Regions from separate parts of the Mus musculus genome. Here region 1 is linked to region 2. Evidence: chromatin loops called from intact Hi-C (ENCODE). Cell type or tissue: heart. All regions are shown on one strand.

Region 1 (8,000 bases), 340 kb before region 2:
TATTTTTCAAAGTGTTGCGACTAAACCCCGGCCCTGGCTAATGATCATATTCCGTTTCAATAATGGAGTAGGAAGAAAAGCCATATTTCCATGCTTTGTTCTTTTATTCACATAAATAACTACCATTTGGAGAATGCTTTATGGGCAAAAATATACAACACATAAAGCAATGTTTTAAAATTTGAACTAAATCCACCAGAACTGGAAAGATCACCAAAATTAAAAAAAAACGTTGTTAATCATTTTGATTTTTTTTCAAAATATATTTATGAAACAAAACAAGAATATCCTAAAAGAACATTTTAGTTGCTATAGGCATGCATTTTCAATTATAATACCCTTGATTCCTCCCATCCCCAGTAAGAAAACAGACTGCCTCACAACTGCTTTTCCTAGCAGTTTAATTTTGAAAAATCTCTCATCTGTCCCTGCTTGCAATAGATTGGCCTTATGGCTAGGTTTCTCTCATTTTTTTTCTTTCATATTTTTCAGTTAAAGTTACAAGGAGCAAAATCATCTATTTTCAGAGGATTTTGCATGTTTGCTCATCTAAATATTATTTTTAAATGCAGAGCAGCTTATTTCTCTTACATCAACATATTAAGTGTTAGCTACAGCAACTTGTAGCAACACACACAACCCACTGTAAAGCAGACTGGAGCTAAGGGGGGGGGGATTCCTTCAGAGGTCGTATTTTCACTCTGCCTAACTAAACTATAAATTGAGATTACGACAATAAATTATTTTTATGATCTGGGAAGGAAAAGGTATGGGTTGAGTTTTCAAAGATATTTGGGTTTAATTCATATGTTAAATAGGCCAAGGATAACCAAACGTTAGAAGAAATTCAACCTGGACCTATGCTAAATAGAACCTCAAATTAGGCACTCACCACCAAATTAATTAGTAATTGATAAATTCAGTAGAAATATATCATTTCTTCATACTGCAAAGCCAAATAGTATGATTGAAAACTTAAAATACAAAAAAAAAAAAAAATTTAAACAAACAATCCTGACAATCTTTTAATCAAAGCTATTGTTTACAGCGTGGCTTTAAGGTCCTCGTAGTAACATGTTTAACTCGTTAAAAACACTCATTCAGCTATAAAACTACTTTCTTAGGTCATTTGATTCCTCTATAGCAAGCTGAAACCTCCCCCAAATGCCTCCATTGACATTTTTCCAGCAGTTACAATGGCTCTTAGTCCAAATGTCATTTTCTCGTTTCATCTTCAGTTCTCAAAGAGCAATCTGTGAAGCCATAATTTTACACGAATCCCTTTTCAGGTTTAAATGCAGTACACTAACTTTTAATCAGATCCCCGAGGTGTGGCAAATAAAGAGGCCGCTTGTGGAAAAGTCTGTTTTCCTAAGAGTTTAATCGGATACTTCCACACCACAACATTCTGTAGACATGGTTTTCGCTTTGAAAACATAATCTTATCAGAGGGTAGTTGGTGTAAAATCCTGTCTGTTTTCTTACCTTTGAATGTGAGCTCTATTTATACGGTTCCATAAATGATGTCTACAGCTAAGGCATTTCCTTATTGTAGAGTCTTACTGAGCACAGTTAATATAAAAACACGTAACACTTAGCAGGATGTCAATGTAGTTCCCCGGACAGTCTAACCTTATGAAAGCGTCCCCTTCCCATTGGAGGAAAAGACATGACAGCTGCATCTGAACTTGTCTTTCTGGTATTTTCCTCTGGCTGATTTTTTTTTCCCACAATACACAAAGGAGATGGAGTCTTCATTTGTAACCTCCGGTGAAGGTAGGACAGCCCATGAAGGAAATAGACACCCACCTCTCTCTCTGGATGGAAAAGCTAAAGAAACTTGGTGTCCAAAATGCAAGCACTTAATTCTCCTGACTATATTTTAAAATGCAACTGTAGCTTTTCCATAAATCTGTGTGGTGAAATATTTCATAACATTGCATAAGCTCTTCCATGTTTTTTTTTCCTTCCATGCAAGAATGGTTTGCAGAAAGTCCCAATGTTTCACTTTTTCAGCAAGTTACTTATACTTGGAAGTGACTTTACAATTTGTGGGAAAACAATAGGTACTTAGACATAGCCTACTTACCTGTTGCTCTCTGAAAATTCCCAACCGTGAGAGTGTGATTTTACTTCTGTTTTTAGGACATACCACCAACGAGTAGGGCAGGAGAGGCGGTCATAAACAGACCCTCTGGATCTGCGATTGGGCTCAGAGTTTTCTTGACAAATGGAAACAAACTTTCGAGTCCAAAAGAACATTCTGAAACACACCTCAACTTTGGTTTTTTTGGGGGGTAACGGCCCCGTGGAGACTGTCTTTATGAAGGGTCTTAATGAGTGTTCTGCCTGTATTTTTCTACTAGGGATGTCAAATAAGGTTCAAAAGCGAATGTAAACTGTAATGCAGTGACGCGCACTAAAAATAGCCCTATAAATCTGCTCATTTTGTTTAGATAGTCTCCAGAGTTGTAAAAAGTACGACTGCTCAGTTTTAGTATTGTTTTGGAAGAACTAATTCTGCAGAGAACAGACCACTGGCTATTCTCGATTACTTTGCAGAAGGTTTATTAAGGCTGTCTGTAGCCTTAATTTTTCTTTAAAGGAAACTTTATCCTCTATTTTTTCCCTAACTCTAATGGAATCTTCAATGGAAAAAAAAAAAAGAAAGAAAAGAAAAAATAAAATCCATTTATTCATTAGAATTAAGATTTCTCAGAGTAATTTTATCTAAAATGGAAATTAAATTAATTAAAATTCCAAATGGCATTCTCACCTCCAGGAATCAGTCAAAAATATGTTGCTTCCTAAGGTCCCAGTAATAGTCACAGTATTTACACCTAACTTACCATGAGGTTTTAAAAATAACTCCAGGAGAACATTTTTAGGACATTTACAATCTGAATTAGACAACAACAACAACAATAACAAGAAAAAATGAACAAAAAATCAGGCATTTCTCTGTGAAAAATAGCTACTGTAAATTAGGATGTTTGATGAAGGATGTATTTTTAGAAAACCCTGTAATTTGAATTTGAGAGATGGGTCAGGCTGCAGAGGAGAAGCAGGAGCCCTACAAAGGCTTAGGAAGGGGTTTTGTCTTTTCTCTTGAGAAGAAGTGCAGGAGGCACAAGCCCTTCCTTCCCCCTGTCTCATGATAGGCACAGGATTCCAGAGATTGGTCGGGTGACTTTGCACTTAGGCCAAGATTGATTGCAATCCGGGGCTTTGTTTTGTAATGCCTTATCCCAGCGGAGGCATGCATAAACACACGAAATGACTAAACTGGGCAGCCATCTGACCTTTCAGAAAAGAGGCAGTCTTAAAAACTGCATCAACTTTTCTTTGAAGAAACAAGCTTCATGTCATTGAAGGGAGCCTTGCAGCTTAGCTCCTTCGCTGCCACGCAGCCAGACTACACTGGAATTACCAAGAAATAGGAGGACCTAGGCTTTGCGCCTTCTTCTCCCCTCCCCCGCTCCCAACCCTCTTCCCCCTGAGTTCAGAAAGAAAATAGTGTTACTAGTCAAGTGATCATTGTCAAAACCATGGCAAGTGCCAAACAAGGCAGAGCCAAGCGATCATTAGTTCAGCATTCAGCTCAGATTTCTCTAATGTTCAATTAATGGGCTAGATTTCATCCAAGTTGGGATTTTTTTTTCTTTTCTTGTAAAGTCTCGGTAATGCTTTAAACCATCTTTTAAAGGGGTTGTACAAGCCAGGTTTACTGTCTTTAATCGGTTAATATTAAATTTTAAAAACCGAACTACGGATTCTGACAAACTTAGGTATCTCATTTTCATTAAGTGCAGTTTGAAATGACTAGTAAACGGAAGGAAAGAATTTGTTAAGAAATTTACCAGCACCACATTAGAACTGAACGTATGTGGCTTAATGACGTAAGATGTAAATAGCAAATCCAGCTCTCATTTATTGAAAGTTTTGGACTTAGGTAGAGAGGTAACAGAGAAAATTTTGACCCTATCTCTTAAAGCCAGCCTGGTAACTATGAATGAGAATCTGCCTTTCACATAAGTAAATTAATCTAATGTTTCAAATATTGAGAATGCTGTTGTATTTTTTTACTTCTTGACAAATGCCACCACAAAAAAAGCAACTACAAACATGAAAGTAACCAAGCAGAACTTTCAAAAGAGAAAGGAAAGCAATACGATAATTTTTGTTTGTAAACCCATTGACATAAAGAGTCTAACCTGTCACAAACTACACTTCACCACCGTCTGGCATTTAGGAACAGTCAAAGCCGACAGCATTTTGCTTTCATCAATTTTGTGTTAGAATTTCGAGAATCTGAATTTGGGAGGACATGGGGCAGGGGACAGGAGAGTGTGCCTAGATGGCTTCTCCTCCCTGGGCATGTATAATTGAGCGCAGAGACTGAATGCTGAAGAATGTAGTTGCTGCTTCTAAAAGGTAACTCGTGGGTTGTTTAGAAATGTTTTAAATGCCTGCTGATGAGAGTCAGAAAGGGAGGGAAAAAACAGAAGAGAGGAGAATTGGTTCCAGGGACAATCACACCATCGTCAAAAAGATTAACGGGCCACTAGGGGACAGCAGAAAGTCACTGAATAAGGCACTGGCAGGGACCAGAACAAAAGGCTTTTCTTTGTCGAAAGCGAGGGAGATAAGGGAGAGAGAGAGACAGAGACAGAGACAGCCAGAGAAAGAGACAGGGAAAGAGAGAGAAAAGAAAGAAAGATTTCCAAACCCAAATCATTTTACAAGTGAATTCAAAGCATATTTTTTAAAAGCAGAAAAAAAAGGCCAGCAATCTATTTTTGATTAAGTTCTGTGTACCAGAATACTATAAGCTATATATAACTGTTATGTTGACAAATACAAACATGATTCTATTTTCTGCTACTTAGAGTGAAGAAAAGTTTATGCCAGAAAAAAAGCAAAAACAAAACAAAGCAATGCACTATAAAACCCATCAGATGGAACATACTAAATGAGCAAACCCGGCATTGGCTCAGCAAAGCCCAGTGTGACGAGGGTCTTACCCATTTCAACAGTCACAGAATATAACCAGTAACCAGAACGTTGATCACAACTAGCCCTGAAAACGGGGAGTGGAGTGCCGGCACAGGCCCACCGTACAGCAAACTGGAACACTTACACTTAATTCTGAGTAGTGTGGGAATTAAAATGGCTAAAGAAGGATGAAATAATTTAACATTGGTCATGATCTTAAAGGCTAAGGTGCATCCTTGAGCTATTTGCTGTGTGAGATGCCCATCATTGTGTCTGTGTTTCTACAACTGCAATCATCCCAAACACCATACATAGGTTTGCAACCACAGATGACTGCCTTAAAAAGCAACATTCTTATCACTCGGCAAGACTTAGACTTTTAAGTTTCTTAAACCCATCATGGGTCTCCTTCCTTAGCTTGATCTTCACAAGGCCTACATCACTGGCCACTCAGTCTGTATCTCCCCTGCTAACAATGTCAATGATGCTTGGAATTATTATCATTATTATTATTATTATCATTATTATTATTTTAGTAATCCCTACCATCCGGATCCTGCCTCTTTGATGTGGACGTTTCTAGTCCTTGATTTGTGTTGTATGTACTCACTGTTTGCTTGACTCATAACCACCATTTCCCTTTATGTCATAGAATCAAAAGGTTGGGAAAGCTTTGAAAAGTCATTTCATCCCGTTTCTGGTTTGCATGTATTGTTTTGTAAAGGCAGAAATAAAATATGGCCAATCTGCTTCTTGGCCCTGATTCTCATATTTGACTACACCGGTTTTACAAAACAGGGTTAACCAGCAGCGAGTACTATTTCTCACACACTTGGACAATTAGGATTCTTTTCCCATGACCAAAAACAAAACTTTGGTTAAAATAGTCTGCTTAATATAAATACCTCCCATACTTTTCTCTTTTTCTTTTCTTGATGTATGCAATCCTCCCCCCCTTTTTTTTTCCATTCTGTATTTCGTTTTCTTCCGGCCAAATATCCTAAGTGATACTGTTCATTCATCCCATATGGTCTCTGGCCCCAGATCACAATTTATCCACTCTTTTCCTCTCTGGGGTCCTGCATGGAAGATTGTCCTTTCCTTTTTATTTTTCAACTTCAACTTTCTGACTTAAAATATAATTAATAACCATAATTCAACACAGCCTAAATCCAGAAAACCTGATGGTTCTCTCCTTGCACATCTCCTGGGGTTGGGAAGGCTTCTTAACATCTTGCTTGAATCCCCATTGACTGCACTTAAGACTCCACGGCTTGTACTGTCCTCAGAGGAAACAGAGACCAGCTGTTCACCTCTACCTGCAAAGGGCTGTGTTCTGTCATGGAAGGGAGGGCTGCTGTTAAGCCCTCCAGCTCTGCCTCTCCAGACTAAACAAGGCCGCTACTTCACCCCTGTTTCACTGGGGCTATTTCTCAATTCCTCAGCCTTCTTGCTGCTGTCTCTGAACCTACTGTAAACTCTGCACACTTGGCAGAAGTCTTGGGAAGGAACAGGACACAATAGGATAATGAGCAATTGATTAATATTGCATTTAATATGGACAGCCTGAATTCTTCTGTGATTGTCAGGATTTGTGTGTGAGCAACAGGGCTATGTTTTAACCCATAAGTACCTTTTTTTTTTCCTTACTTAAACTTAAGGAAATCCTTCCTGATTCTTAATTAATGTTTTTCATTCTGATAGTTAACTGTTTTTTACTTTTCCTCAAATAATGCTTACATTTTTCTCTTTGCTCCTATATTTCTTTTTACCTCCACTGTCTTTTCTCAAATGTAATTCACAATAACCAACATAATGACAAAATTGATAGGTTTTTAGGAGGCATAATTAATTGAAATGTGTATTTAAATAACTTTGTAATGGTGGATAGTGTGGCTTAGGGAAAGGGAAAGTCTGAAAAATATTAGTGCTACATTAAGAACAACGTAAAATTTTCTTTCAAACAAAAACACTTGATTAGCCTGACGTGGGAAATAGATTGGAAAGGGCATCAATAAGTGATGTCAACTTCTGCAAAACTAAGAAGCCTTTGGCCTTCATCCTTCGCTCAATCTCAGGGAAACTCTGTGAGTTACACGTTTTTTCACAACTGTGCCCACTGCTCTGCCTTGCCTCCTGCTTTATCAAATCAGAGAAGATAGAGGTGACCAGAGTTACCTCTCGTTTCCTCATCCCTGCCACTTGCAGATCGCAGCATGCTTTCTGCAGGCTCGTCTCGCAGGGCAGGTTATTCCACTTAGAAATGATATTCAGTTTTAAGGCCAGAGATAAGAATACAGCAAATTCTGAGCCATTCCCATGATAAGCCACTGATAAACAAAATGGTCAGTAACAAGAATACAGCAAAGAAAGAGCAAAGATTACTATATCCTGGTGCTGCCCAAAAACTGTGACAAAAAAGGGGGGATTGCTAATTCATACAACTTTAACATGAAATTATGCCTTGATGCTTTAAGTGTTCATACCAGTCACCTACATAAAAGGAGATGGCTATTTTGAGCAAAACACTCATTATCTGCTGTTTACCCCATGCCACAATTTCCTTTTATGGTGCTGGCGATTAAACCCAGAACTTTGTGCATGATAAATGTGTGTTCTGTTCCTGAGTCACACCCCCTATCTATGCACTACAAACCTGGTCTTTAAATAAAAAATAATTAAAAAAAAAAGAAACTCTATAAAACTGTTTGCGTGGTTTATAACCCACTCATCTCCAAAATAGCTTTCACCAGAATAGAAAGGAGGGTGAAGAGGGGCCATGCAGGAATGAAACCTTCAAACATGTTATCATATCATTCAGATGCTAGCCTACAGAAGATAGACTCATAAACGGATACTCCAGGGGGCTGCTGTTCCTAACGCCTGCAACCAAGAGACTCAAAGACAGCATCAAGTATCTGTTGACTCCATGTGCACAGGTCTTGTACACAAGAACCCTTTTCTCTATTAACTCTTAAAGCCCATTAGCTACCTTTATGAAGGAA
Region 2 (8,000 bases):
CGCCTTCATTAAGAAAATTAAAACTGTGTTTTTCGAACCTAAGCCAAGCCTGTTCAGTCTCAGGCGTCAGTGGCCACCCCCGGGGTTTCCCTGAGCCAGGTTTTTCTTTCTTTCTTTCTTTTTTTTTTTTTTTTTTTTTTTTTGCCAGAATCAATCTCTTGGACCCGGCAGGTCTGGGCTGGAAAGATTGAGTGTGGTGACAGTAGCTGGAATGTTGGGATATTCCAGCTGAAGAACTCCATCATTCTTCTTGACCCCCGCCTAGCCTATGGCCTCTTGACTCTCCTCGCATGAGTCTTTACCCTGAGGCTTTGCGGTTCACGGTGGGCACACCTGTCTGGGCGTGGCTCCGGGGACACAGGTAGCATAGGGATGCGGTGGGATCTGCTGAGGGGCCTGAGTAGAGCCAGGAACTTAGACAGTTGAGTGCCTGAGTCTGGATACAGACACAAGTGCACGTGTGTGCCGTGCACGCGCGCGCGCGCACCACCACTGCAGCGCCTGCTCTCTCCATCGAATGACACAGAACAGCTGCGACACTAGAGTAGCCAGTGAGCCTTTTGTCCACCCAAGCGCAGGCAGCCCGCCAGGCAGTCAGACGGGCGGTGGCGTGTGCCTCCGACCCTAAGGTCTTGTCCCTTTGGCAGACTGCTGGGCCTTCGGGGACTTACTTGGGTTTCCACTTTGGTTTGGCGACACACCCTGATGAGTGTCACTTGGAGTCTGGGCGCCACTTCTATCTAGCTTGGGGCGGAGGGAACAGGTGGGAAGAGTAGGCTGCCAGGAGGTCCCATCCCTTTCTCTCTCCCCAGACACCCCAGTTTTCCTGAATCTCTGGTGGAGAGAGGGCTTCAGTGCTAGGAGAGCGGGTCACTCGGTGAGAGAGGTTGAGATGTGGCATCTGTAACTGTACAGTTGATTTTTTTTTTTTAAAGCACGGTTCATTTTATATTTTTGTTGTTGGTACCTGTCTCTCTTTGTTCAGCATTTTGCCTTTTGAAATGTTAATTATTCAGGACCCCTCCGAAATGTTCACCCAATTCAAGTTTCTAAGGAAAACATAGAAAAAAAATATTTGCGTATGTGGAGACACTCTTTCTTGGGACTCTAGGGGCAAAGAGAGGCTGCATCTTTGTCAGACTGCCCAGTGATGGAAAGCTTAACCACCTTTTTCTGTAAAGTGTGGTTATTAGGGCATCAGGATTCAGATGCAGGCTTGGGTGCTGTTGAGAGAGGGATGGGGTGGAGGGTACCTACTTGAAAGTGCACAATATTGGTATCTAATTCTCTTTCTCACGAACTCAAATGGATACAAAAAGCTTGCAAAATTCAAGTGACACCAGTCGCCTGATAGCTGTGGACAAGGTAACTAACATCTTTTACATCTGCACAACTTTCAACCACAAAAACGCTGGACATTAAAAATAAAGTTCTTCTAAGCAAGAGGGAAAACTAAAGGCTGATATTAGTGTTTTCTTTTATCCCATGGAGGTATCAGTTGATCCCGTTTCTTTTGTCGGCCCAACTGAGCAAACTAGAAGGGAAGAGCAGTCTCTGACCAGCAACAAATCCAGGGTGTTAAAAGCAAGTTCCTTGGATGATTTTTCTTTGCCTTTAAAGCAAAACAAAACAAATTTTAAAATTTTATTTCCTCCTGGAGAGTTAATTTTGTTGCCAAAACATAGGCATGGGGCTGTTAACAAGCCATTTGAGAAGCTAAGTCTCGGTGATCTCTTTCTTGCAATCATAATCGGCAAGTGGCTTAAGATTGATGGTGAGGTATTTTCTGTCTCTTCTGGAGGACCTTCGTGTCAATTTATTTAGAACACTGACCAGACTGTCAATGCCTCCCAATTTTATTAAGCTGTTTGTAACCAAACACAGTGGGATTTCTACCCTTCCTCCCTCGTGAGTGTGAGAGTATAGTGCTGACTGCTTCTTGTTCTGAGTTCAGCTGCAGCGGGGTCCACTCCCTTGTGTTTGTTTTATTGTGTTTATATAGTTGCACGGACAGCTATGCATTCCCTGGGCACGCAAATACCTATGTACACATATATTTAAGGCGGTCCATGTGTTGTGCAGTAACTTCTCTTACACTTTACTGAGCTTAAAGGGGACCTTTCAAAAAAGTCAACCGCAGTGGCAGACTTCCTCAGAGAAGAATGTACTTTTAAAGTAATGCAATGAACTTCAAAACAGATTCCTTCTCGGCATAACAGCTTGCTTGCTGGTGCATATTTAAATCTATCTCAGTTATTACAATAGTCCCTAACAATATTTCAAGCTCAGCTGCACTTAGCCATCCCTATTCTGCCCAAAAGATCTGGGTTAACTCCCACCACTGCCTTTTCCTAGAAGCGCCCCTTTCTGTGGGGTCCCAGGGTGCCTGACCCAGACCTCCAACATCCACAAACGAGGGTGGGGATCTGAGATGTGAAAGTGGAATCTGCAGAAGAGCCAGGGTAGAGAATGGATTGCGCAATCCAAGAATTAGAAGCACTGGGGAGGAAAGACACACCTTTTCCAAATGCACCGTTCTTTCCTTCCCCAGAGCCTCGTTCCTCAGAATTGCTCTCAGAAAAACCCGCAATCTGATTCTTTAAAATAAAAACCAAAAACTCCCTGAGAAGCCAAAGTCGTTCCGCGTGGTAGATTGCCATGTCTGATGTGGGGGGTCCAACTGCGGCGGGGAGACCCTTCTGACACGGCTGCTTTGTCAGCGTCTTCTCCCAGAGGCAGAGGCGATGGAGATGGGTCGCGTTACCTGCTTGCTTGCGCCTTCTACCCTGTGCAGAAATCCCAGGAGAGAGTAATCTGGACGCTAGAAGTACGCCGCTGTGCACCAAACCCCAACTCTCTGAAACCAAACGGCGCACCTTGCGGTGCAGAGAGATGAAGTGCTTACACTCCGGAGGCGGCAGGATATTGGGGTGCGCTTCAGCCGCTCTGTCCGCGTTCAGCAAAAGCAAGAAAACAGGGTCAGGGAAGAAAAACACAGGCATGGAAAAGACCTGTTTGTGTATGGATACTGTGACAACTAAGACAGACAGACAGACAGACAGACACACACACACACACACACACACACACACACACACACACACACACACATTTTGAATGCTCTGGGATCCCAAAGATGTGTGCAAAAGGAATTACCTCAAATTGAGAACTGCTTAAATTCCAAAAGCGATTCCTGTAGACTTTTATAAACCTGTGAAATCCCCCCCCCCGGAGTTTGCTTTTACAAGTACAAGAAATATTATTTGGCATTTCTTGTTGCCCCTCATCAGATATCTATTTTTTAATAGCAATAATAATAAAAAGCCTTCAGGGTTGTCCATTAAAATATATCTTTGGAAGTTAAATCTGCAAGGGGGGAAAAAGCAAACTTGATCAAACCCCTACAGAATAAGGAGATTAGAAAACGAATCCTTTTGCTTAGGCATTTGGTCGTTTATTCCCCGAGGCCAAGTGAAAGGTGTGAGTACTTTCCTGTTTTATTATTATTTTTAAAATTTATTCATTTAAATGTTCAGCCATGACAAGCTATTCCCTCGCTGCAGCGGACGAGGGTGAGAGTAGTGGAAAGGGTAGGTGGAGAAGGGTGGGGGGCGCAGAAAAACACCGTTGGCTTCGCGGGGGGCTGTCCCGCCGCGGTCTGCCCTGAAGGCCAGCAGGGGGCGCTCTGATGTTATCTGTGGACCAGCCCGCGGAGCCGCTCAGAGCTCGGTGACACAGGCTTGGCGGTTTCACGCAGCTGCAAGAGGAAGGGGAGGAGGATCGTACCTCCTAAACCCTCAACAACGATTCCACTCGGCTTATTTACCTTCGGCTGGAAATGTATCTACGTTTCACTTCAACTAGTTTAGTGCTGCAGCTCCGACCTCTTTTCATCTGTGTCTTTACAGAGCACATATAATCACACCCTCTTGAAATATATATTAATGCAACTTATTAGAAACGACGATGAATAGTCAACATTTTTTTCGCCTGTTAGTTCCGCTGATCCAAGCAGGATTTATTTGCAGGTCTCACATCCCGAAGTCATAATGCGCCCCCATCCCACCCCCCACCCCCCTTAAATAAAATTGGTCAAATGTTGACAACCTGTAAGACAACCTACCACTCAAGATTAGTGATGGGAAACTAATGAGAAAATATCAGATCGCCCGGCCCGAGGGCTGCCAATTAAATCTTCGCTGATTGAAAAATAAAAGCGGACTTGGGGTGTGAGCCCAGCTCAACTTGAACTATTAATTTAACATGTTGCCGGTCCGTGCCTTCCCTCACTCCACTAGCGCCTCCCCCCTCCCCCCACCCCATCCCTCAACCTAAAAGCCAAATGTTATTTCTCGAAATATTTCAAGAGGTCCAAATCAGAATGATCATTTCTTACACGGTAAATATTAGCCCTTTAAGCAATATGATTTAACTAATTAGAAAATTTACATCATTAAGTCTCAGGGAGAGAAAAAAGAGAAACAGATCTGCCAATCATTTTAAAGGAGACAGGCACTATTGAAGTGTGAAGAAATCGGCTCTAATTCAAAAAGGCAATCGGGCAGAAAAAGCCCTCAACATTACCCTGCTAGTTATTAATCAGAAAGGGCCCTCTCTTCTCCCTGCGCCCCTCCCCTCTGGGCACTGAGTTTAAGTTCTTTTTTCTTTTTCTTTCTTTCTTTTTTCTTTTCTTTTTTCTTTTTCTTTTTTTTTTCTTTTTTTTTTTTTTGCCAGTGGCCCATGTCATATTTATATTGAGGTTTTGTCTGCTAAGGATTAAAATTTGAAAATGTTTCAATATGAAGAAAACAAAATCCTCAAAAGGAAAAAAAATTCTTCGTGTACTGGTAAATTTGTTGTAATGCACAATTCTCACACTCCTCCTTATTTTTATTCTTTCTTCCCATTAAGTTCTATTTTGAAACCTGCTCGGTGAGAACTAGATAGTCTTTGTGTTCTGCTCCCCTCCCCCTCCTTGTACCTCCTCCTTCCTACAAAGCAGAAACCTAGACTGAAAGCAGAAAAGTACAAATACATTAACAAAGCCTGACTCCCTTGATAAAAAAGGCCACGGTCTAGGCTTACAGTCAGGAGTCTACAGAAATGGGAATCTGTCCGGTGGGTCTGCAGACAATAGGACACATTGAGTATCCCCCACCTATATATAGGAGTCCATACAGTGTGTAGTTAGAGAAGAAAAGAAGACAGGTAGGTGAGAATAATTTTAAAGTGCACTGTGTGTGAGTGTGTGAGTGTGTGTGTGTGTGTGTGTGTGTGGCTTTTGTCTACCTCACTTCTTTTCTATTCAGCTTAAAACAGCAGCCTCATTATATGTAGGTGCCCCTTCCCATCATACTTACTTAAGCCCTCCGTTCACCACACACATAGCCCTTTGCCCAGTCTTCTCATTCCCAGCAAATTAACTGAGAGTGAATTGCAAAGGGAGCTTTCTGAGTGGATCCTCTGAGACGTTCAGGCCCTTCCCGGCACCTCTGAGGACGCACTTTTAAACTGTCTTTGGGTTAAAAAAAAAATGTAATTCTCGGGCATCCGATTCCCTTTTGTTACCTCTTTTTTTAAATTATAAAGAAGTCAGGAAGACTCACTGTCTGCCACTCCCTGCTCTCTGATTACAGCTCATCACAGCTCAATTTTCCTCTCTCTGCTTTTTAGAAAGTTTCTCTACCATGCTCTTCATCCCAGTCACTGGGCCTCGGGACTCTCATCTTTGGACTTCTTTGGGCACCTGATCACTAGACTTCAAGTTTGCAGGAGAGAGCAGTAGCAGAACTGGGTTATTAACACAACACATTTAATTCTCTCCAAGAACTTTTACCGGGAAGAGAACTTTTACTAGGAAGAGCCAGTGGAAGGAGAAACCATCTGTAAGCAGTGTGCCCCTGAGGGTGGCTAGCGAATTGGGACACAGAGGCTGGGGACATGTCAAATATGGCAGATTTTGTGAAAGGGTCTTTCTGAGGTACACTTTAAGGAAAAGGGGTTGGGGCACTGGGAAGAGTCTAGAATCTTTCCGAAATGCACCTCTTTTTCTGGTTGTCCCAGAGCAGATGGGAGTCTCTTGTGCTTGCCTCTGAGAAAGATTAAATGAACACTTCTGTCATTTGAGGGAGGTGGGACACAGAGAGGTGGAAATACTCCAGACAATGGCCTCTGGCCATGGAGGGCTCCCTCCCAGTGCCCGATCCCCTGCGGAACTCTGCTTACCTTTGTAGCTGGTATTTCATCAGAAACCAGTGGAAGGTTCCTGGCTAGACGAAAAAGACCCGGAGAATCAACGTCTCTTGGATCTACTCCGAGGCTAAGAAACATTACAATAAAATTTACAGCGCCTTTAACAACTCGCAAGTAAAGCATTAAAATTCTCTTTAATTGAGAAGATATTGATTTTCAAGTCTAGAAAAAGCGAAATCGTAATTTAGTGGCAAACTTTTAGGCGAGAATATAGCGAGTTATGTCGCCATATAATGGATCCACTCTTAATCCACACACAACGTCACATCTTTAATTGCCCTACTTTGTGAAGTGATAAAGACAAAAAGGTAACCCGATCAAGGCAAATGCTTTATTTAAAAAAGATCTAGAGAAAGGATCTAGAATAATTTTATTTTCCGTTTATGTATAAAAAGAATTGTCTATCTTCTTTTTTTTTTTTTTTTTTGAAGTAGGGGAGAAAGGTCCAATGGGGAGAAAAGAAATAAAAAGAACGGAAAACCACAGACCAGTCTAAAAGCCACTCACGGTAGCAAATCCGTTGATATTCTTTACCGAAGGAGGAACGAAGCCAACGCATTTAGAGCAAATGCATTCACAGGCAAAATTGCATCCTCTGTGAACGAAACAAACCTAGGTCTATTTTGTTACTTTATTCCCGGGTCTTGGGGAGGGGGCGGGGTGTACAGAATCCATTGGTGGATAGAGGAGGGGAAGAAAATCAGACTTTCTGTTATTTCTGTATCGGTTTTTGGTATTATAGAGGAGTGAAGAAGTTTTTGTGTGGTGGTTTTTCATTGATCAGTCACTCTGAGCTAATGTAATTATCCTCATCAATAGGACGCTGCAGAGAGAATCATTATGTGGGTGACATTGATAAATGACCGCCCAGGAACGGCCCTCTCTCGGGCAACCCCCACATCTGACCCTCCCACACACACAATGTAGTCATAGAAACACCTACAAGGACCTAGAGCGCCGCCCAGCCAGAGGCCGGAGAGGGAAGAAAAGCCTCGGGCGGCGAGGTGGGGGCAGGAGAGGGGGCTTGTCCAGATCCCAAACTGTTGCAAGACAAAACCAGCCAGCCCCATGCGGGACAGGCGGAGTGGCGGGAGGGGGGACTATCCCCACGGGGCCCCCCAGCTGCCCAAGCAGAGTTGCCTACAACAAAGTGCAAATCTGCCCTGCAGACCGGTCAGTCCATTCCTCCTCCACACCTTTCTCCCACGTGCGAACTCACTCCAGGCTACCAAGAGATGCTTGGCCAGGCACACCCTGAAGGAGGATTGGCAAAGGAGTTTAAGGGTCAGGCCATCAACTTGCAGACGGCGAATTCTCACGCGCAGCCCCCCTCCCCTGCGTTCAAAACACCTCAAACACACAACAAACAAAACCAAATACCACAAAGGCAGAGACTGGGCGACACCTCCCCTCTGGCGCTCCTGTGTTATTTCCTGAGTGACCCCTTCTTTTCTCTTCACCTCCTAACCCAGAGCCTCTGATTATGAGATAATGGATTTTGTGATTGTTCCTGTCAGGGGGAAAAAAATTCCCCCACCGAACCCCGCGTTTTTATCTTTCCACTGTTTTATTTAAGCCAATGGGAAAGTATTGAGAACGGTAATTGATTCATAATGATCCATAAATCGGTGTCGGAAAGTGGGGGTAGGGCGGTGGTGCGAAGAGAAGGGGGCGATGCTGTTTATTTATTTTATTTCTAAAGCCTCAGCTAAAGTAGCTTTGACACTGTTGGGGCTGGAGGGGAGGGG

What was found. Hi-C counts contacts between places; a loop is a spot of excess contacts. Peaks named below come from ENCODE experiments on the same cell type or tissue, not always from the same donor. Only the 100,000 strongest peaks of a DNase experiment are listed, where the experiment ranks them.
Region 1: it touches region 2 in a loop (8-fold over the local background); 14 of 42 quality-filtered maps call a loop at or near these places.

Annotation. Positions count from the first base shown.
Region 1 is chr2:115,510,654-115,518,653 of GRCm38, forward strand. It overlaps 3110099E03Rik (RIKEN cDNA 3110099E03 gene), which reads right to left and starts at 1,548. Exons shown (of 3, transcript NR_030712.1): 1 at 1,486-1,548. In heart, a CTCF peak has its summit at 4,578 (motif pointing right); no DNase peak of the experiment used is centred here; H3K4me3 peaks cover 355 bases; H3K27ac peaks cover 2,726 bases.
Region 2 is chr2:115,852,289-115,860,288 of GRCm38, forward strand. No RefSeq gene overlaps it. Among named protein-coding and RNA genes, the nearest start is that of Gm31590, 49 kb to the left of the region's middle. In heart, a CTCF peak has its summit at 3,687 (motif pointing right); a DNase peak (open chromatin) is centred at 3,723; H3K4me3 peaks cover 5,113 bases; H3K27ac peaks cover 4,918 bases.